Linked DNA regions of Mus musculus: region 1 is linked to region 2. The links are chromatin loops, found by intact Hi-C in ENCODE. Cell type or tissue: heart. All regions are shown on one strand. Each heading gives the region's core, and the rest is flanking DNA. Links, peaks and the distances in the headings are about the cores only.

Region 1 (10,314 bases), core at 1,379-9,378, 190 kb before region 2:
GTAGAGACAGGTTGTAGGTGAAGACAGAATGAGCCAGAGAATGAGGAGTCAGAAGATTAGAACAAACTCCAGAGTCAGTTTGAGGCCAATCTGAATCAGTCAGCTTGGTCAGAAGTTTTGAGCCAGAACAGCTGAGGTGAACCAACCAGCCAGAATTGAGAAAGAACTAGGAAGGGTGGACTTACTCTGCAGTGAGCCTCTGAGACAACAACTACATCTGGCAAATAAATGTTACTTTACAAGATAACATCCCTTAGACACGACGGAGAAGCTGTACCCATGAAATCACGATAACACAGTCGCTGACCAAGGCCAGCATAGTGATAACACCAGCTAATACGCCAACAGACAGAAAATTCCACGCCTCCCAACTGCTAGACAAAGAGCTACAGCAGTCAATGGCTGCCCAGAAGGAGGGCTCTAGCTTCAACTGGGGCTGTTCTGAAATACACGTCCTAGCATGCTCACTTCATTCTCTCCTTTTAAGACTATTTAGGGGCTGGAGAGACGGCTCAGCAGCTAACAACAGTGACTGCGGAGGTTCTGAGTTCAATTCCCAACAACCACATGGTGGCTCACAACCATCTGTAATGAAATCTGACGCCCTCTTCTGGTGTGTCTGAAGACAGCTACAGTGTACGCATATACATAAAATAAATAAATCTTTGAAAAAAATTAAAAAAGAAAAAACTTTTAAAAATAATTCCCTGTAATGAATACTCTCAAGTACACAACACAAAGAACACACACACACACACACACACACACACACACACAATGGTATTTGCCTAGACAGCACTAACAAAAACGTTAGGTTTTAACAGATTTCAGGGTCAGGAAGAAAAGCCCTAATTAATGAGATCACAAAAGGCAGACGAAGCCGAGCAGTGGTGGCGCCGCACGCCTTAAATCCCAGCTCTTGGGAGGTAGAGGAGGGCAGACTTCTGAGTTTGAGGCCAGCCTGGTCTACAGAATGAGTTCTAGGACAGCCAGGGCTACACAGAGAAACTTTGTCTCAAAAAAAACAAAAGGCAGACGAAAGGTCAGTGTCTTCAAATATACACACAGCATTTTAACATTTTTGTGAGCAAGCAGTCACTTGATCCAAACACAGGAAAAGGGACTTTCTTAATGAGAGGGGATTAGCACTTAGGGATCGTTTTCTCCTGAACTTACCAGGTGTACTTGTTGATGGGGCCTTAGCAGTTATAGGCTCTGCATCTTCCTAAACATTCAGAAAGAGTCACATGAACATCACAGTCACTAGAAAGTGCGGCTCTCTGCAGCTAGCTTTCCCAACTTCCTTCCCCATGTCCTCTCTGTCACTCCCCTTTCCACCATCTGTCTGACACTCTGGCTTCTCCTGCTTGTTTCTCTCATCTTCCCCTTAGGCTCCTCCCTGCTGCCTTCCCAAAGCACTTTCTTTCTCGCTAAGTTCCAAGCACCTGTACTAGTCACCCCTAGGAACCTCATGGACAGATCTGCTATGAGAGGAGGCCAGACATCACAGAGAACCACGACACCCTGTGTTCAATGACAACATGGGCACCCTGTGTTCAATGACAACATGGAGAACAGATAGAAGTTTACCCAGCTGAAATGTGGAGAAGGCATGAAGGGGGTACTCCTAAGGGGTATAGCTAAAAGTATAAGGTAACCTATAAACTGTTGACTTAATAAAATTCTTTAATCTCACATAGCACAAAGAAATTGAGAAACCCAACACATTAGAAAATTTCACCAGTGTAAGAATTCATTCACTCCCTTCAAGGTGAATATAAGAACAAGTTAACTTTATAGGTTTGAACTTCAACTTTCCCCACACCTCCCCAGATTCAACTCAATTCACTAAGAATGAGATTACGGGCTGGTGAGATGGCTCAGTGGGTAAGAGCACCCGACTGTTCTTCCGAAGGTCTAAAGTTCAAATCCCAGCAACCACATGGTGGCTCACAACCATCTGTAACAAGATCTGACGCCCTGAAGACAGCTACAATGTACTTACATATAATAAATAAATAAACCTTAAAAAAAAATGAGATTACAATTTAATACATAACACTCAAGCCATTTTTTACTGGTTGTGTAGTTAGGAATAAAATGAGCAAACATAAGATCAAACATTAAGTTCATTCAGATGCTTAATCTTCACATGCGTCTCTGAATGAACTGAGAGAGAGAGAGAGAGAGAGAGAGAGAGAGAGAGAGAGAGAGAGTTAGTTTACATCCACTCACATTTCTGTCTTCCTTTTGTTCTGTTTCTATTGTTGATCCCTTCTCAGCAATTCTTCTCCTGAAAAGGTAAATTCATTAAAGATTTTATATGACCTACCTACCTACCTCTGGCTATCATCTATCTACTTTTGTTCTAAATCTTTCTGACTGTGGACATGTGCATCACATTAAGTTCCTTACCTCCTGGCCAGCAGGGCACTCATTTCTTCCATTAAGCCACTACCCCCTAGAGGAAGAGGTCCATTCCCACGCCCAGCGTCTGCTTTGGATGAGGCCAAGCTCACACTCCCAGTATTCCCTCCACCTGGGAAAGAGCCATCCTCCACCTTAATGAGAGCACACATATACATAATAATTTCCTTTGTAGATAATAACTTTTGCCAATATATTCAACACAGAAGAACATGTTATTGATTCCAAAACAGTATATTTTTTTAAATTTGAAGAGCCAAGAGAGTGAATAACATGGACTTCATTTATCAGTGAAAATTTTTATCAAAGTTACGATCACCAATAATGGGATGAAACAATATTATCTATCTACATGATACACTGGGAAAGATAAAATCCTTGTTATGGTTTGTCCTCATCCCAAACATATCATTTAAATCCAATATTGAGGGGGAAATGTGATAAACCAAACTGAAAGATAATTAAAAAACAAAACAAAACAAACCAACTGTCATTGTTTTTAAAGGTGATAGAAACTGAGCAACTGTCATTGATTTAAAAAAAACAAACAAACATTACAGCTAATTTAACAAATGATCTTGAACTAGAAAAACCATGGCCTAAAAGTCACTCGCTACTCCCTCCAAATTTACACTGAGGTGTAGTAAGGATGTACAGGCAAAGCAAGCAAAAGGCAGCTGTCAGTCAGATGCTGACTGCTAAGCCTGAGCCGATGGTCTCAGAAACTCCTCACGATACACTTTTCTAAAATGTTGAATTATGTTGGCTTTTAATCAGTCAAGTTAAAGGCAGTGTTCATGCCAGTAATGTCACTATTTTAGGCATTTAGACACATTAAGACACACATTTAGAAGGTCAGTAATTTGGTAATTTACCCGGGACACTTTCCTAAGTTTTGCTCCCGCAATTGCAGCTGCAAGTCCAGTTAAAGGGCGATTGTCTTCTGACGTGGATCCAGAGAAAATTCCAGATGCGGGGAGGGGAGGGGCAGGAGGTGGGGGAGGAGGGGGAGGAGCTTGATTAGGAAGAGGGGGTGGTGGAGGGGGTGGAGGAGGAGGACCAGTGGATGGCAGTGGAGGTGGTGGAGGGGGTCCTGGGGGAGGAGGAAGTGCTGAGGCGTAGGCAGGGCCTGATGGGAGAGGGGGTGGTGGCGGAGGTGCAGGTGGTCCCAAGACAAGGCCTGAGAGGAAGGAAAGTTAACACAGTCATTAACAACACAGCTAAATCACTGTGGGTTACACGGGCAGATATACAGAATGCCATGCTCAAGTAAGTGACTCAGACACTGCACTGAACAAAATGATCTATCATAATACTTAATACATAATACTTGTTTTTAACTAAGGATATTAGAATTGAAAGCCAAGGTGCACATACAACCATTTAATATTCAACTTTTTCTAATAAAACTAATGAGCTCCGCCCCCCCCAGGGATTTGAAGACAAATGTTTATACAAATTTAGAAAATTATGCGCACATACACGCATGCACACACACACAGAGAGAGAGAGAGAGACATGCAGTTAGTACTGCCTGAGATAACAGACCCAAGATAATCCTAAGCCTTTGACCTATGATGACAAACATATCTGACTACAGACAGACAAGATGAAGACCTTGGAGAAATGGGTCTTAGGTTTTAGTATCTTAAAATGATTCTACATGTAGTCTGAGATAGGCATTACTGAAGAAATATAATAAACTAATATGAGGTAAAACCTCAAACTAACTGAGAATTAAGAAGTTAAATATGCCCGGCGTGGTGGAGCATGCCTTTGATCCCAGCACTCAGGAGGCAGAGGCAGGCGATTTCTGAGTTCGAGGCCAGCCTGGTCTACAAAGTGAGTTCCAGGACAGCCAGGGTTATACAGAGAAACCCTGTCTCGAAAAAACCAAAAAGAATTTAAATATAAAGTGATTTTAGGCTTTGAGGTAGAAATATAGGAAGTACTTTTAAATATTGTTAAAAACAAACAAACATACAAACAAAAAAACCACAGAGTAAAGAATTTACTTAAAATTGAAAACACCAAATTAGTAAGTATTTACTTAAGCCTTAACAGGGCTAATTTTCTTTCTGTAAAGCTAGTGAGTTGCACACTTGGGGAGTAGCTGTCACTTCGGAGGTTTCACCAGGGAATACACACAGAGCAACAGAGGGCTGACGGTGAGCTCTTCCATCCTTCGGACTGAGCTCCGAGCACCAGTAGGCTTTAGCCTGGCAGGGCCTCTTGCTCAGATGTCAATCAGAGAGATACTAAATTACACATGATAAATTTCTTTTCACCTTTTACAAAAATCTAGTAAGACAGCATCAAAAAAATCTACTTTTAACAAAAGAGGTATGTCTAAATCCAGATTATTACATTGTTTGTATAAGCACACTTCCTCTCTACATCCTATACTTATAAAGAGGAACAAAGGCAGGGTTCCATGCACCTTCTTATGTACAGAACCGCGTCCATCTTTATGTCCACAGGCTGCACTTAATGTTACATGGCCCTTCCCTGCTGCCCTGCATCACGGTCCGTGTCTACAGGAAACCTTCAAGGACCTTCTGTTTGCCTGTATAGCAACACTTGCAATAGAACCCTCTGGGGGATACACCAAGCCTGCCAACCCTCTGCTTCTGCAAAGGGCCTGAGGCTACCTACCCTAAAGGTCTAATACAGAGAGCTCAATACAGGAGAAGTGGAAATGAAAAAGGGATCTTAGGGCAGGAGTGCTCCAGGGAAAACTCAGGGATGATTTATCTATTAAACAGATCTCCATGTCTCTAGGAAAATATCTCATATTTACCCCAGGGAAGATGAAACAGTCAAGTGCTCCTAGTGAAGTTTAAGATGAATGTAGAAGTACTAGGATCCCTAAATATTAGAAAACACCTATAATACAGTACTTACTGCAAACGATCTAAAACCTAAGTTTAATATGGACATCTCCCATACTAAATTCCAACTAAGGCCCAGGATTTAAAAAAACAAAATCCTTCATTTTAATGTTCTAAATAATAATAATAATAATAATAATAATAATAATGATAATGATAATGATAATGATAATAATAATAATACAACCCCAAATAGCACTTTGGCATAGAGACGCTCAATCATGAAATCCATAGGACCCAGCCACTCTTCTAGGCAGGCAAAGTTGCTCTGCACTCCTCAGAATGACCAGTAGTCAGCAGCAGAAGTGAAGCCTTACCCTGTGGGGTTGGCGACTCGGCCGGCTGAGAGGCTGCCTGCAAGCCTGGCTCGGAAGCAGAGGAGTCTCCCAGCTCAGGATTTAGAGGGGTCTCCGCAGAGGCAGGGGCAGCTGCAGAGGGAGAAGGGAGAACACTGGGCTTGGATGAGGGAGTTGAGGCAAGAGGGGTGCCTGGAGGAGGAGAAGCCTGTGATCCACAGTGTGAGAGTGAGGCGAGGGGAGGCAGCGGCGGCGGTGGCAGCGGCGGTGGTGGTGGCGGCGGCGGTGGCGGTGGCGGTGGCGGCGGAGGTGGCGCTGCTGGCCCTGAGGTAGGCGGTGGAGACACTGGGTATGTTACAGAGTCTAGCGACCCATTGGGTGCTGTTGGTGACGGAGGCATTTGGGGCACAGGAGAGGAGACACAAACGGGAAGGACAGGCCGTGGGCCAGTAGCTTTGCCAGGGGGGCTGCTAATCATTATTGGAGGAGATGGAGGGAGGGGCGAGAAATTGGAAGTAGGCCAGGCACAGGACTTCGCAGCTGGAGGCTGAGAAGAGGGTGTGTTCACAGGAGAAGAAGGTCGAGAGTTTTTGTTGAGAGGACGAGGAACTGTAGCGTAATGGGGAAGAACAGGGTGGAAGGCTGAACCTAGAGATGTTGCAAAACGTGTCGCTGCGTGTCTCAGTGGTGGTGTAGGGGGTGTGGAAGTAGGTGGCAAAGCAGTCACTACAGCGTAATCAGGAGTGGCGTCTGACACCGGAGCTGAGATGACTTTAGCATATGATGGAGGAGGTGCCGAAGGCGGCTGGCAACTGGAATACTCAGGAAGTGGAGCACTAGACAGGGAGCTGTCTGAAGATGGAGCTGGACATAAGGTGGAAAGCAGCGGCAAAGACAGGATAAAAAAGGAGAGAGAAAAAGGGAGCCAGTGAAGCCCGAGACCAGCATCAGACAAAACGCACAAACGTGGATGACAGTTAGCACCAGGGGATTAGGCAAATAACTGTCTCCACTGGAGAAAACTTAACTTGTAAGCACATTTCGAAACCCAAAAGAGGATGAAATAAGTTCTTTTAAATATGTGGATTAATAATTTATCCTCTACAAGGATAGTAACAGTCTTAATGTTTATTACTTAGTCCACTAAAAACTGCATCAAAATTATTATAAACAGCAGAATAAACCGAGTTGTGGTTTCAAACCTGGCGAAATGTTTACTACGATGGGAAAGGAATGCCCAACTCAGTGTCTTATTTTTGGACATCTCTACCTTCTTAGCCATAACTCCAGACAATTATGCAGTTAAGAACAATAAATTAACCAATACTGAACCGGCATTGGCCTCTCATATAGCTCAAGATTAAAATTCTTTGATAAATATTAACCATCTTAAATGTTTATACTATATCATAATCCTCTATGACACTATAAATTCCATCAGACTGTGATTTTCTTCATCATACCAGAAAATGTTTAAATAACCGGTTATTTTTGAGAATATTTTTAATCTATTTTAATTTTTCCTTCAGAAATCTAACTATAACCAAGCTAACTTCTTGTTGTACGTAGCATAATACATACAGTATGTGATAATTTTAAGCAATGGCACAAGGGAAATATCTTCCAAGATCATTATAAATTTTTTTTTGCATAAAAACATTCACACTTTATAGCTGAATTTTAGGGCGTTAAGAAAAATTAAAACGACAGACTAAAAATTCCCAAGGGCTTCCTTTTAGTTTCTAAGCAATAAAAGGAACACTGAAGCAATATTTGTTGAGCATTTATCCTAACTACAAACTGTACTGCTTATTCCCAAGCACCGCACATGGGAAGTATCGCCACTGACAGCTGCAGGAGCCTTGGCCCATCTCGGCTGTAGGAGGTGCGCGTGTCGCGCATGCGCGTCTGCAGACTCCTTACCAGCATTGGACATTCTGCGCTCTCGCTCCCACTCCACTTGCTCCCGCTCCAGCTGCTCCAGGCGCTCTCGCTCCCGCTCCTGCCTCTCTCGCTCCAGGCGCTCCAGCCTCTCCCTCTCCAGCCGCTCCACGTGCTCCCTTTCCTGCCGCTGCCGCTCCAGCTGCTCTTGTTCCAGGCGCTCCCTCTCTAGCCTCTCTCGTTCTAGTCGTTCTCTCTCCAACCTTTCCCTCTCCATTCTTTCCCTCTCCAGTTCCTTCTGTCGCTGCTGTTCTTGCAGTTGCCTGAAATTAAACATTGGACGAATAAAAATATGCACTTATGGCTATACATCACTACAGTGAGTGGATGTTCACCTCACGTCTGATTCAGACAGACGCAGAACACGCTGTCACTACTTCCCCACTTAGGAAAGCTTCCTTACAGATATATAAAATCTGTATAGTCAGGATATAAAAAAATTGTATTTTATTCCAATGGGACTAGTAAGCTCTTAACATGGGTTCAATCAACACAATTTATGAGAATAGAGTTGCAAATAAACCTACCACTTTGATGGCCAAGTCATTATATTAATCAGATGATGAAATAATTATAAAGTGAAGTATAATCTCCTTTTCTTTCTTTCTTTCTTTTTTTTTTTTAAAAGATTTATTTATTTATTTATTTATTTATTTATTTATTTATTTATTATATGTAAGTACACTGTAGCTGTCTTCAGACACCCCAGAAGAGGGCATCAGATCTCATTACAGATGGTTGTGAGCCACCATGTGGTTGCTGGGATTTGAACTCAGGACCTTCGGAAGAGCCAGTCAGTGCTCTTAACCACTGAGCCATCTCTCCAGCCCTTCTTTCTTTCTTTTTCTTTTTTTCGAGACAGGGTTTCTCTGTGTAGCCCTGGCTGTTCTGGAACTCACTCTGTAGACCAGGCTGGCCTCAAACTCAGAAATCTGCCTGCCTCTGCCTCCCAAGTGCTGGGATTAAAGGCGTGCGCCACCACACCCTGAGTAATCTCCTTTTCTTAAAAATGAAACATTTTAGCTGCACAAGTTATTTCAGAAAACACAATGATCATAGCCACAGCTAAATAAACATTTACTGAATTGAAAATAAACCGAGTTAAGTAAGAAATAAACTATACATTTTATATCCATAAGTAACTATAGTTATTTGGTACATATGTGTAGGCTTTTGCCTTATAATAACATACACATACAACTTTAAAATTCAAGCAAATCAGTACCATGTCACCATGACTCTGAAATCTGCCTTTTCTGATACAATACATACTGGAAAAATTACCCTAAAACTTTAGTTTGGCATCTTTAACTCCCACGAACACGTCAGCACCACTGCTTAGCTCTTGAGTTTAAGCAGTCTCCAGTGTAGGATATAATTTACCCTATTATTATTATTCATATTACAATAAACATTTATCTTACTAACCCTGAAACCTCCTCCAACTACTTCTAGGTGGACAGGCAGGCAATTCTAAAGATTCTTAATATATGGTTCTCTGGTATTTGAGGAAATTATCTAAAAAGCAGTTATCTTTCTTTATACATGTTCAACAGCATTTAGCTAATATTAAAGAAGATAACACAATAAAAGCTCTTTAAAATGTATAGTACTCCATAAAGTAGACTGTTGTATTGATGATCGTTCAGAAAAGCTTAGAACTGGAACCTTTTCTGGACCAACCATCCAGCTGGGCTCTGGTAAGACGAAGAGTTACATGAAACCCACAAACCCACAACAAAACCCACAAACAGAAAACAACAGTAAAATACTGGAAAAAGAACTTTCACCCGTCTAAGGCAGCTATAAAAACAAAAGGAAAAAGCCCATCCTTCAAATCAATTCTTTACATACCTCACTCAAAACAGCCTTTCTCTACACAATGTCCCGTTCACATATCAATGGCGAGTTAGGCAGGGACCAACTGCAGTACTTCTTTTGAGTCATTAAGAAACAGACTACTAATGAAATCACACTTTCAGGGTACATTTACTATAATATTTGATAATTTATCAGCTATACCAGTTTTGAGGGATAGCTATCAATGTGGTTATGCTGCAAAGACATTAGAAACATTAAGAAATTTTAAATCACGAAAAAAAAAAAAAAAACAGCACTCACCCTCAATAACACACATTTAATGAGGAAACTCAACTGAGGTTTGTATTAAAATTTTAGGCCTTTAAGTGCTAGGGATATGGCTCAGTGGTGAGCACTGGATGCTTGTGTGATGGTATGTGCCTGGTCTTATTGCAGCTAGTTATGTGGTTTGCCTGATGTCCTTGGGAGGCCAGCTCTTTTCTGATGAGAATTAGGGAATGGCTCTTGGGGAGATGGGAGGTAGGAAGGAGAACTAGGGAGGGAGGGAGGGAGAGAGGGAGGGAGGGAGGGAGGGAGAATGAAACTACAGTTAGGTTATACTATACCCTGAGATACCACACACACACACACACACACACACACACACACACACACACACACACACACACACAGAGCTATAGGAAAAAAATCAATGTCAGGGCGACACTAACATTAGATAATCACTGTCCACAGCTGAGCTACATGGTACTCTGACTGCACTGCATTCCTTTCTAATTGCTGGGCATTAAAAGACAAACAAAAACAAAAACAAAAAACCAGTAACTTTTACACGTGTTTCTCAAAGCATCATAATGCTTTAACACAAGCATAAGTAACTTTTGGTAGTCACCATAGGTGAGATAGGTATGGCTGAGTCTGGAAGCAGTCCTGAAATAATG
Region 2 (10,314 bases), core at 1,364-9,363:
AAGCAGGGAGATCAGACATTCAAGGCCAGCTTAGGACGAATGGGGCCTTTTCTAACAAAGAAGGAGAGATCTCGGAGATAAACTGATGACGGCTTTCTTCTGATTCTACACGAGACATTAAACAACTGCAAAACCAGATTCCGGATTCCAACGCAGTCTGTTTGCTGCTGGGACCGGCGCTCCCACTGAGCTAGCCCTGGAGCTTGAGGACCTGGATTGGGCAGGAACCCCACCTGAGCCCTGTCTTCAGGCTCTGAGGCTATGATTCTGGGTCTGAGTTTAGAACAGCTAAGCAGCCCCCGCCCCCCAGAAACTGGAAATGAGACCCCTAGCTTCTGCACTCAGCTAGAATCAACGCCGAGGGCTCCCCAGATCCCCCCAAGGGACCAGCTGCTCAGTGTGGGACAAACCCAAAGCAGATGCCCACAGAGGGCTGCAAACTGCAAATTGAGATCTAATGTGAGCCATCTGGTCTGCTGAAATGGCCAACAGGAGGGACAGAGGCCTGGAACCTTCCCAGAAGTGGGCTTATCTCGGGGAAACGGTGACTCAGCTCACCCAGAACAAAAGCCTCTAAGGAAATCCTTTGAAATCGGCCTCGATGACCCTTCCTGAGTAGCCAGGTTGGAGGACTCTACCTGAGGGTGACCCCAGATATAGAGTTGAGGGTCTGTGAGCACAGTCATGGTTAGGTAAATCTGCATAGCTTAGGAGAAGGAAGCATGTGGAGTTGAGAATCATTCCAGCAGGCTAGTGAGATTGCTCCGTGAGGGTTAGGGCCACTGCTGCCAAGGCTAACGACCTGCATTTGCTCTCTGGGACCTACATGGTAGAAGGAACGAATCAACGCTGGCAGGTTGTTCTCTGACCTTCCATGTGGAGCACGACACCCGTGTGCGTGTGCACACGCATAAAGAGATTTGGAAATACCTTTGGAAATGACTGATTCTGCAGCCACCTGAGGAGCAGCGAGAAGTGTCAGGATGGCTAGGGGCCAACAGCTTCCCCCAGAAGTGGGAAACTTTAGCCTTGGTTTTGGGGAATAGCTTTCCGGTGTCTTCTTCTAGACATAGTCACTATTGCATGGGGGTTGGGGGAGCAACCAATTACAGGTCTAATTATCTTCCTTCTGCCGCTTTCCTGGCCGCAGTTGCCAAGGCTCTTGCCAAAACTCTGCTTCTCCAATACCTGGATCCAAGGAACCCCATGTCTCAAGGGGAAGGAAGGTTCTTCTTCCCAGAGCAGCCGTGAGCTTCAAAGCTTCTCTCCCCTTGAGGTCCTCTAGTCCCAGCGACTGGATGGAGGAGAGGTGGCAGTGCCAGCCACTTGGCACTAGAAGATGACACATGGGGGTACTCACCACATTCGCCCTGGCCCCCATCATTGCCCCCCAGGAAGTTAGAAGGCATCTGTAAGGCCTGTTTGTGCTTGTACTCAGGGCTCCTCGGTCAGGGCTTGCTTGGAGCTGAGGCTGTGTGGGCCTCACAGCTGAGCAGCTGGCAATGGGCCAAGTGCTGGCAGGGGCACGCCAGTGTTCTCAAAGCACCTTGGGGTGACCCCTACCTCCTTGCCTTTCAAAGTAGTCCTTCCACCTCTGCCCACAGCTTAGCCAGAGACTTGTTTACCGTCTCTTGCTGGTATAGGAAGGGCTCCCTTTTGGAGGGTGCTAGAGCTGCCGCGGCTTTTTTTACTGGTAAAAAATGACTCAGCTCTAAAAACCCGGGTGCCCCAGGGGCCTGAACTTGCAGAGTTGTGGGGGGAAAACAAGGGGCCATGCTTCAGGGCTCTAAGCTTGTATCCCCAAGGGAGGTATGTTGGGAAGTTATGAAAACGGAGCAGAACCTGGCTGATTTTAGGCTGTCCTGAGAACAGGTATGTGTGGGTAGGCTCAGCGAGGCTACAGGATATACATTGATCCACTACTTACCCCAACCCCGTTTTATGTGGAAGGGGAGGGGCCGCCTAGCAGCCCCGGTTTCATCTGAGCTAGAGAAGGAAGGCTGCACCATGAAGAGCAAAACTAGATGTGTTTCATGAGCCTTACCCATCCATTCCGACAGCTCCGGAGAGCTCAGTGCTTATATTCAAGTCAACAGCTCGAGGACTGCAGAATCTCAGTCGGTGACTAAGAAGACTATTTCCCTTAACACTTTGCACGTGGGGTGGTTTTCTGGCGCACTGTCATCTTGGGCACTGGTGAAGACTTACAGAGCAGGACTGTCTGTTTGCATGGGCCTGTGTCTGAGGTACCGAGCCATAAAGGGCTGGCCCTCCCTCTCAGCTTCTGCACTCTGGCGCCGTTTGAAGAGTAGCGCAGCGCTGGGCGTGGTGGCGCACGCCTTTAATCCCAGCACTCGGGAGGCAGAGGCAGGTGGATCTCTGAGTTCGAGGCCAGCCTGGTCTACAAAGTGAGTTCCAGGACAGCCAGGGCTACACAGAGAAACCCTGTCTCGGGAAAAAAAAAAAAGAGTAGCGCAGCTTCCAACATTAAAGGAACAGACAGCCCATCCATGCTTGGCCCTGGTCACACCCGAGGAACACAGAACGTCACATCTTAGCACGGAGCTTTGCACATGCTATTCTTCTCTCCCACAGGGGGCTGGAGGGCCCTGTGTGGTGTGAGGAAGGGGAGGGAGTGCCGAGGAGAGAAGTCAGGTGGAGAGGTTGGCAAGGAAGGAAGAGGGCTAGGGAACTGCACGCAGGACTCCCAAGGCTGAGTGGGGAAACTGACACAGGACCCTGCCCAACATCATCTCACCCCCTTATCTTCTCCGTCTGCTCCTCCACAGTCACGGAGCACCTAGTGGCCAGAGACCTCAACCCTTCTCTGTATTTTCTGCATGCTGCAGCCCCATAATCCATGCTGCTAAGTATGCCGCTAGGCGAGTCCCATATCCCATGTCGCATGCCGCATGCACCACGGCTTGAAGCGGGCGGGTGGAAGATCTTCCTCAGCACAGCTCCAGCCCGCACTGCCCTCTCCAAGGCCTCTTCACCAGAGGGTTATTCTAGGCATGTGAGGTCATCATGGTATTCCCAGGACCCCCACCCCGCCCCCACCCACTAGTGACACCTGTTGCTCTGTGTCCTTGCTCACCCCTGCTTGGATCAGAAAGCCTGATTGACCATTTCATACGACGTACATTGTCCTTCCCTCTAAATTCCAGCTCCTTGGCACAGCCTGTACAAAAGGACTCAGAAGAAACATTACTACGGTCACACTCTTCGATGCTGGTCCCCTTCTCGAAACCTAAGAAAGCTCTTGCAACCAGGAGGATGCTGGGGAGGGGTCCCCTGACCTTTTGGACTGGATGACCAATGAGCTGACAGCTGTGTGCAATCAGGACTCCACAGTCCCCGTTCTCTAGGCCACCCAGAGGGTTTCCACAGCTGAGCGGAGCCTGCTGCTGAGTGGAGATGTCATCTGATTCATTAATTAAAGCGAACACTGTTCATCCAGTGCTCTGGGGCATGGTTTAAAAAAAGAACCCAGAACATTTACCATTTGATAGAAATAGCATTCGTCAGCGGGAGAGGTAACTGAAGTTTTACTCTTAGCCCCTTCATTCCAAGAGTACCCCCACCCTGTCCCGGTTCCCACCTTCCTTACCATGCTGCTTTGTTGACGAGGGAATCCCTGCCAGAGTTTGCTAATTGGGTTAATGGAGTGACTATGTAATTGTTCCCTCTCCCACAGCCCAGCCCACCCCACTGGCTGCTTTCCGACTACCTGCCTCTCACCACTTTCAGGATAGTTAATTTGCAACAACAACTTCCATTGTCGTCCACATCTGGGACTTTGGGGTTTTAAGTGATGCTCCCTAAGGCAGAGGACAGAAATGCGGCTATTTTGGTTTGTGTGGCCTACAATGGAGCCATTCTGTGGAGTTTCTGAGCAGTGCGGGGCTACCCAGGGAGAGGGGAAATTGGAGCCCGGCTCTGATGGGACCTGGGCCAGGGAAGAAGAGGGAGGAACAGGGGGAGGTCACCGACTGGGTCAAATCCCGACCTTTTCTTCCAGCTACTGGGATTTGAATTTCATTTTAATAAGATGCAGATGAAACCTACGGGCTGAGCCTCGGGAATCTCAGTGCTTTGCCTTCGACCTCTGGTCTCCAGCACCGGCAGCTTGTACCAAAGGAGGTGGCCCTAAGGGTGGCTTTGCTGGTGTCCGAGGTTCAGTCAGGGCACTCTTTGTGCTCAACACCCTTGGGAAAGCACCAACACCTATATCCCTCTCCCCTCCCAAACAAGACAAACCCAAACACCCCAAGGCTTTTCTCCTGTTGTTTTTGGGGTGTGTTTGTTCTGTTTGAAATCTGTTTCACTTAATGGATTATTAGTGGTTCAAATCACAAAAACATCAGCATCCTTGAGGCAGGGCACAGGAGAGCTGGAGGCCACCTCCAGGACCTCAGAGGTGCACCGGGTGTCTTAGAGGTGGGGCTGAGTCGACTCCCAGGCTGCGTCCCAGCACCTGGGCTTGGATGCCCGGCAGGCTCTTGCACTGCCTGCCCTTGTTGCCCTGCCCCAGTCCCAATACGATCTTGAGGCAGCAGGACAGGGATTCTGAGCGATGGACCTGGCTGACAGGATAGTTCAGGAATAGAGCAATTACCTACTCATGTACTAGAAAATAAAAATAAGTAAAATCATGGTAGGTATCCTAGCACTCAGAGGGCAGAGACAGGAGGATTGCCACAAGTTTCAAAACTTGTCCCAAAAAGACAAAACTAAACAATCAAACAAAACCCAAAAACCTAAACATACAAATAGCCCACCACTACCACCACCACCACAACAAAAAAACAACCAATAAAGACAGAAATTCCAGGGACTATTGAATTTGGGCCATTGGAGATTAGCCTTGGTGGCGTCCCAGAGCACACACTTCTCCCAACCCTTTGGACATATTTTGAGTATACACTGATAGGTTAGGTTGTCTTGTCCTGACTGAGTTACCTGGTCAGGCAGGGGCCGGAAGACTTCTGTGGAACCCTGAGTGTTGTGTGCCCCCTTGTGGAAGGGCTCCATCAGTGCACATTTCCATTTCCAGGTAAATTTGACCGACCTCCTCACCTACCTGTGCTCTCTTATTAGCGTGTAAACATCTCGTGTGCTTCTCTGGACTCTCTGAAGCTCATCCACTTGGTTGGCAGACCCAGGAAGAGGCACCCAGGAGCTCAATAAGTAACACTGGATTGGAAATTCCTGGCCAAGCTTTTCTGGTGAAAAGAAGTGTCAGGATTGTTTGGGTGTCTAAGAAGGTAAAGTGTGGAGACAGCACAGCATCTGAATGTCTGTGTCCCCAAAGGTTCCCGGGAAGCACTCAAGACTGATCTCCAAGGACCCACACTCAATAGTCCCTGGGTTTTAAGCAAATGGCAGACACCTTCCAGCTAAGCTGAGTTCCTGCAGCTTGGAGTCTGGTCTCCTCAGGAAGGGCTGATTCTGAGCCAGTACTTGGCTTGGATCTACTGCACAGCACTGCCCTCCGCTGGTCTGAGCCCTTCTGCTGGGAGGGCCTCCTCAGGTTTCCCTCCCTCCTTCCTTGGGGCAAGAGTGTTCTGGATAAACAGGATTTTTTAGTTGGCTTCTCTTAGCAGGTGTGTTTTACCCAGCCTGTCTTGCTTTGGGTCCATGAAACCTGGGAAGGTAGAAGAACAAAGTCTTCCTTGATGCTGCTGGCACATAGTGGGTTCTATAAATATTTATTTCGGGAGAATAAACATAGCCACACATGTTTGGCATGCCAGCTGCACTTGGGACACTCGGGACTATTGTGATGCCCATTAGAGGAGGAATTCATTTAAGGACCCACACCTGTTCTTAGTTCAGAACAGCTGCTGCCCTGTGTGTAGAAGCCAAACCAAGGAAAACAGAGGGGGACAAAAGTTCAAGCAGGAGAAGCGCGCTCAGAAATAGTCATTCCATTCAAAACACTATTGGAGGGTTTTTTTCTCTTCCTTTTGCAGTGAAACTCAGGATCTCACGCATAGTGGCCAGGTGCCCTGCCAACAACACTTTACAGAGCAGAGTCCCTTCCTTTTCTCGCTTACCAGCTACTGTCCCCATTAGTTACTGTCCCCGTTGCTGAGATAAAATAGCGTGACAAAAGCCACTTAAGGAAGGAAGGAAGGAAGGAAGGAAGGAAGGAAGGAAGGAAGGAAGGAAGGAAGGAAGGACTTTGGTTGGCTCACAGTGTCAGCCCCATCATGGCCAGCAAGACAATGAATGAGGCAGAGTCTGAGGCGGCTGGTCAGATCATGTCCACAGTCAGAAAGCAGGAAATAATGAGTGTGTCCTGCTCACTTTGTTGTTGTTGTTTGCTTGTTTTGAGTCAGAGTGCCTCTCTCTATATATTCCTGGCTGTCCTAGAACTCACTATGTAGACCATGCTGTCCTCAGAATCACAGAGATCTGTCTGCCTCTGTCTCTTTGGTGCTGGGATTAAATGCATGAAATGTATGTGCCATCACACCTGGCTCACTTTATCCTTTTTATACAGTCTGGGAGTCCAGCCTAGAGAATGGAGCTGCTCACAATACTTCCACCTCAGTTAACCTCATCAATATAATCTCCCACAGGCCTCCTCATGGCCTGTCTCCCAAGTGATTATAGATCCACCAGGTTGACAAGTGAGAATAATCATCTTACTGGCCACTGAAACTTTTGGGTAAAAGATATAGAACCAGGGGCTGGAGAGACGGCTGAGCGGTTAAGAGCACTGACTGCTCTTCCAGAGGTCCTGAGTTCAATTCCCAACAACCACATGGTGGCTCACAACCATCTGTAATGGGATCTGATGCCCTCTTCTGGTGTGTCTGAAGACAGCTACAGTGTGCACATATACATTAAATAAATAAATAAATCTTTAAAAAAAGATATAGAACTAAAGGTAAGTAGCAGATGAAACCAGGGTCTGCCAGCTCTCAGGAATCAGCATGCTCTGGCCCTTGCTGTGGCAAGCTTGCATAGGTATTTGTAAACTTGCCTTCTTGTCTCTGCTCCTGACCCCATTAACCTTTTTTTTTTAAAGATTTATTTATTAGGTATAGAGCATATATGACTGCAGGCTAGAGAAGGGCACCAGATCTCATTATAGATGGTTATTCACCACCAAGCGGTTGCTGGGAATCGAACTCAGGGCCTTTGGAAGAGCAGCCAGTGCTCTTAGCCCCTGAGCCATCTCTCCAGCTTGACTCCATTAGCCTTAAAACATTCTGCTCAGCACAATGACTGGTCTGTAAGAAGAACGAGACTTGAAGTTACAGAATTCCTGGCTGTCAATCACAGGGTATGAGTGACAATAATCTGCCAACGCTCCTAAGTCGGAAGGAATCAGGTATTACATCTATTGCTTAGACATTATTATGATTTACTGAAAAACTGTTTTAATCTCTCAAATTCAAGTCTGGGGTTAGCCCAGGACCTGGCAGTTCAGAGAAGAGGTCTAGACTCAGTACTAATCCAGGCATCCTAGAGCACAGTAGGTAAAACTAATGGCTGCTACCTTGGGATTCCAATGCCTAAGGGAGGCAGGGAAGGCTACCATGGAGCCAGGGCAATTTTCCCTGAGGGCAAAACAAAACTCTGGAACAGAAATGACCATCTTATAATGACCAAGCCAGCTCAGTCAGTCGACGGATTCTCCGGGGAGGGAACGAGGATCAAAACGCAAATATGACCACTAGACAACACTGTAGCATGACCCAGCCTGTTCTGAGGCTGAAGCAGGTTTAATTTTGCCCAGTCTGCTTTTATACCATTTTAAGCACGTGCAAATAATATGGTCAGTTCTAGGTTAAGGAACAAACAAGGCAATAAACACAAATAGTCAAGGGACAAACAAGACAATAAACAAAGTCCCTTGATCAATGTTTCCAGTGGCTTATCTGAATGTCCAAGATAACAGAAATGCCACATTCTTCTGCTGAGGTTACCTTGAGCTTTGTATTAGCCCAATGTTAATATTCTTATCTGAGACTATTTCCTGGTCTTAACCTAAAGTCAAATTCTTGCCTGGAGCCTACTTCCGTGTCCTGGCCCAATGTTTCTTGTAAAGTTTTTAGAAGCGGCCCCCCAAGCTCTCCTCATTATAGAACACTGTAATGTGATTTCCGGATGCAGGTAAGATTTGTGACGATATTAACTGTGAAGACGGAGGAAAGCCCCATCCTCAGTATAATAGCAAGAGTAAGGGCATAACGAGGGGCCATAACTACAGATAAGTAGTGACTTCAGTCTAGAAATAGTCTGAAGTGAATGAATTTCCTAGAGTGGGTTGGATCACATAGAATGTGGATGGAATAAGAGAAGAGAGCTGGCGGGTGTGGTGGCGCATGTCTTTAATCCCAGTACTTGGGAGGCAAGAGGCAGGCGAAGTTTCTGAGTTCGAGGCCAGCCTGGTCTACAGTGAATTCCAGGACAGCCAGGGATACACAGAGAAACCCTGTCTCAAACAAACAACAAGAACAAAAGACAGCCTAATTGATTTGCTCCTAGTGATTGGCTCCTAAGGCTTTCTGCATCTCAAGAGAAGAGAGCTTACAAAATTAAACCACAAAACTGAGGAAGGTGAGGGAGAAAGGAAGACCTTGGCTGCCTGTTAGGGTCTATAGGTGCTTGCGATGGTAAATCTTCATTTTCAGCTGGATGGGGCTTAGAATCACACAGAAATACACTCCTGGGTATGACTAGGAGGGTGTTTTCAGGGTAGACCCTCCTTGAATGTGGGCAGCTCCATCCCCTAGGCTGTAGTCTTAGGTAGGAAGGAAGAAGTCAGCCGAACACCAGCATTCATCTGTCTTTGCTTCATGACTGTGGATATAATTAATATGAGTGAGTAGCTGCCTCACTCTCCTGTTGCCATAACGTCCTGATCATGATGGGCTGGATCCTCAAATTCTGAGCCACAATACATGTTTCCTTCCTTAAGTTGCTTTTCTCTGGTATTTCTTCACAGCGAAGTAGAAAATTAATAATGTTTGAAAGTGGATTTCTCCTGGATCTCCATGGGATAGGGATCCATCTTCAAGAGGCTGAAAAGAGTAGGCCCTTGGAGTTTTTAGGAATGGAGCTATCTTTCAACTCTAAGCAGATGAATCCATAATGCTAGACCTTGTAGCTTGAGTACAATTAGAGACACAAGTAAGACTTGGTAAGGTTTATTTATGTTGGGGATTGGTGCTAATGCTTTGTCTTATTTAGGCTTTCAAAAAGCTGTGCTCCCAGACCTGAGGGTTCCTGCTCCTGGTTGGCTTCCATTGCTAATAAAGAATTGCTGAAGTGGGGCATGGTGGCACACGCCTTTAATCCCAGCACTCCGGAGGCAGAGGCAGGCAGATTTCTGAGTTCGAGGCCAGCCTGGTCTACAAAGTGAGTTCCAGGACAGCCAGGACTATACAGAGAAACCCTGTCTCAAAAAACAAACAAACAAACAAACAGAATTTCTGTGGGCAGAAAGACAGAGGTGGCCTTTTAGATTTTGGAGAATCACCATGACCCAGAGGGAGAAAGATCAGATGTAAGAGCTGCAGAAAGAAAGCAACCAGTCAAGTAAGATTTCAGGAAAATGGCTGTAGCAGCCACTCCTGATTGGGCCTGGGGTAGCAGAGATGAAATGTTGATTTAACAAGTGACTCAGGAAAGTTGGAGGGGAGAATATATGCTAGCCGCAGGGAGGATTAGAAATGCCCAGCCACTGAGCTAGTCAAGGCTAGTCGAAATTAGCTGGCATATCATTCACGAATCCAGAGAGCTTGTGTGTGTGTGTGTGTGTGTGTGTGTGTCCAGCAGGAGGCCAAAGCGGTTTAACTAATTTACTGCTACAGGTATAGGCCAAACAGCTTCAGGTAGTCTTTTATTCCGTGGAAAGGGTTTTTAAGTAACCCTATTCCCTGGATTAATGCAAGGGTAAAATCCAGAAAAACTAAGGTTTAAGCTAGAGGCTGCATATACTCTGTATTCAGTGGTGACGCCTGTACGACTACCAGAATATAATCTACTGAGATTGATAACAATCTTCAGGATTTAATAAGAAGCGGTCAACATGGAGAAAGTTGTACCATAAAGGACTCTGAAAGAGTCAAATGAGTGGTAGTCTTGGGGTAATTTGGGATTTTAAAAGAGAGGTTGAGAGGAGACTATTGAGTTGTCAAGTTGCCAAGACTACTGTCGGGGTGAGCTTGGGAGACGCCGATTAAGAGTTCCAGGAACTCCTCTTTCTACCTTTGCAGAGTACTAACGGTGCCGGGTGGTGTGAACATATTGGTAATGAAATCTGGACCATTATCAGACTGTAGGTACTGGAAA

What was found. Peaks named below come from ENCODE experiments on the same cell type or tissue, not always from the same donor. Only the 100,000 strongest peaks of a DNase experiment are listed, where the experiment ranks them.
Region 1: a loop joins it to region 2, with 2.9 times the contacts of the local background. A loop is called at or near these places in 1 of 42 quality-filtered maps.

The regions. Positions count from the first base shown.
Region 1 is chr1:181,916,023-181,926,336 of GRCm38, forward strand. Enah (ENAH actin regulator) reads right to left here. Exons shown (of 15, transcript NM_010135.3): 6 at 7,538-7,818; 7 at 5,636-6,478; 8 at 3,303-3,607; 9 at 2,416-2,561; 10 at 2,236-2,293; 11 at 1,177-1,225. Among named protein-coding and RNA genes, the nearest start is that of Gm33669, 43 kb to the left of the region's middle. In heart, for the core only: a CTCF peak has its summit at 5,612; DNase peaks (open chromatin) are centred at 5,689, 6,039 and 7,579; H3K4me3 peaks cover 1,076 bases; H3K27ac peaks cover 474 bases.
Region 2 is chr1:182,110,403-182,120,716 of GRCm38, forward strand. Gm39719 (a long non-coding RNA gene) reads left to right here. Exons shown (of 4, transcript XR_865804.2): 4 at 3,168-3,239. It overlaps Gm33725 (a long non-coding RNA gene), which reads right to left. Exons shown (of 3, transcript XR_373761.4): 2 at 5,084-5,225. Among named protein-coding and RNA genes, the nearest start is that of Srp9, 9.2 kb to the right of the region's middle. In heart, for the core only: CTCF peaks have their summits at 5,016 (motif pointing left) and 5,219; a DNase peak (open chromatin) is centred at 1,519; H3K27ac peaks cover 1,484 bases.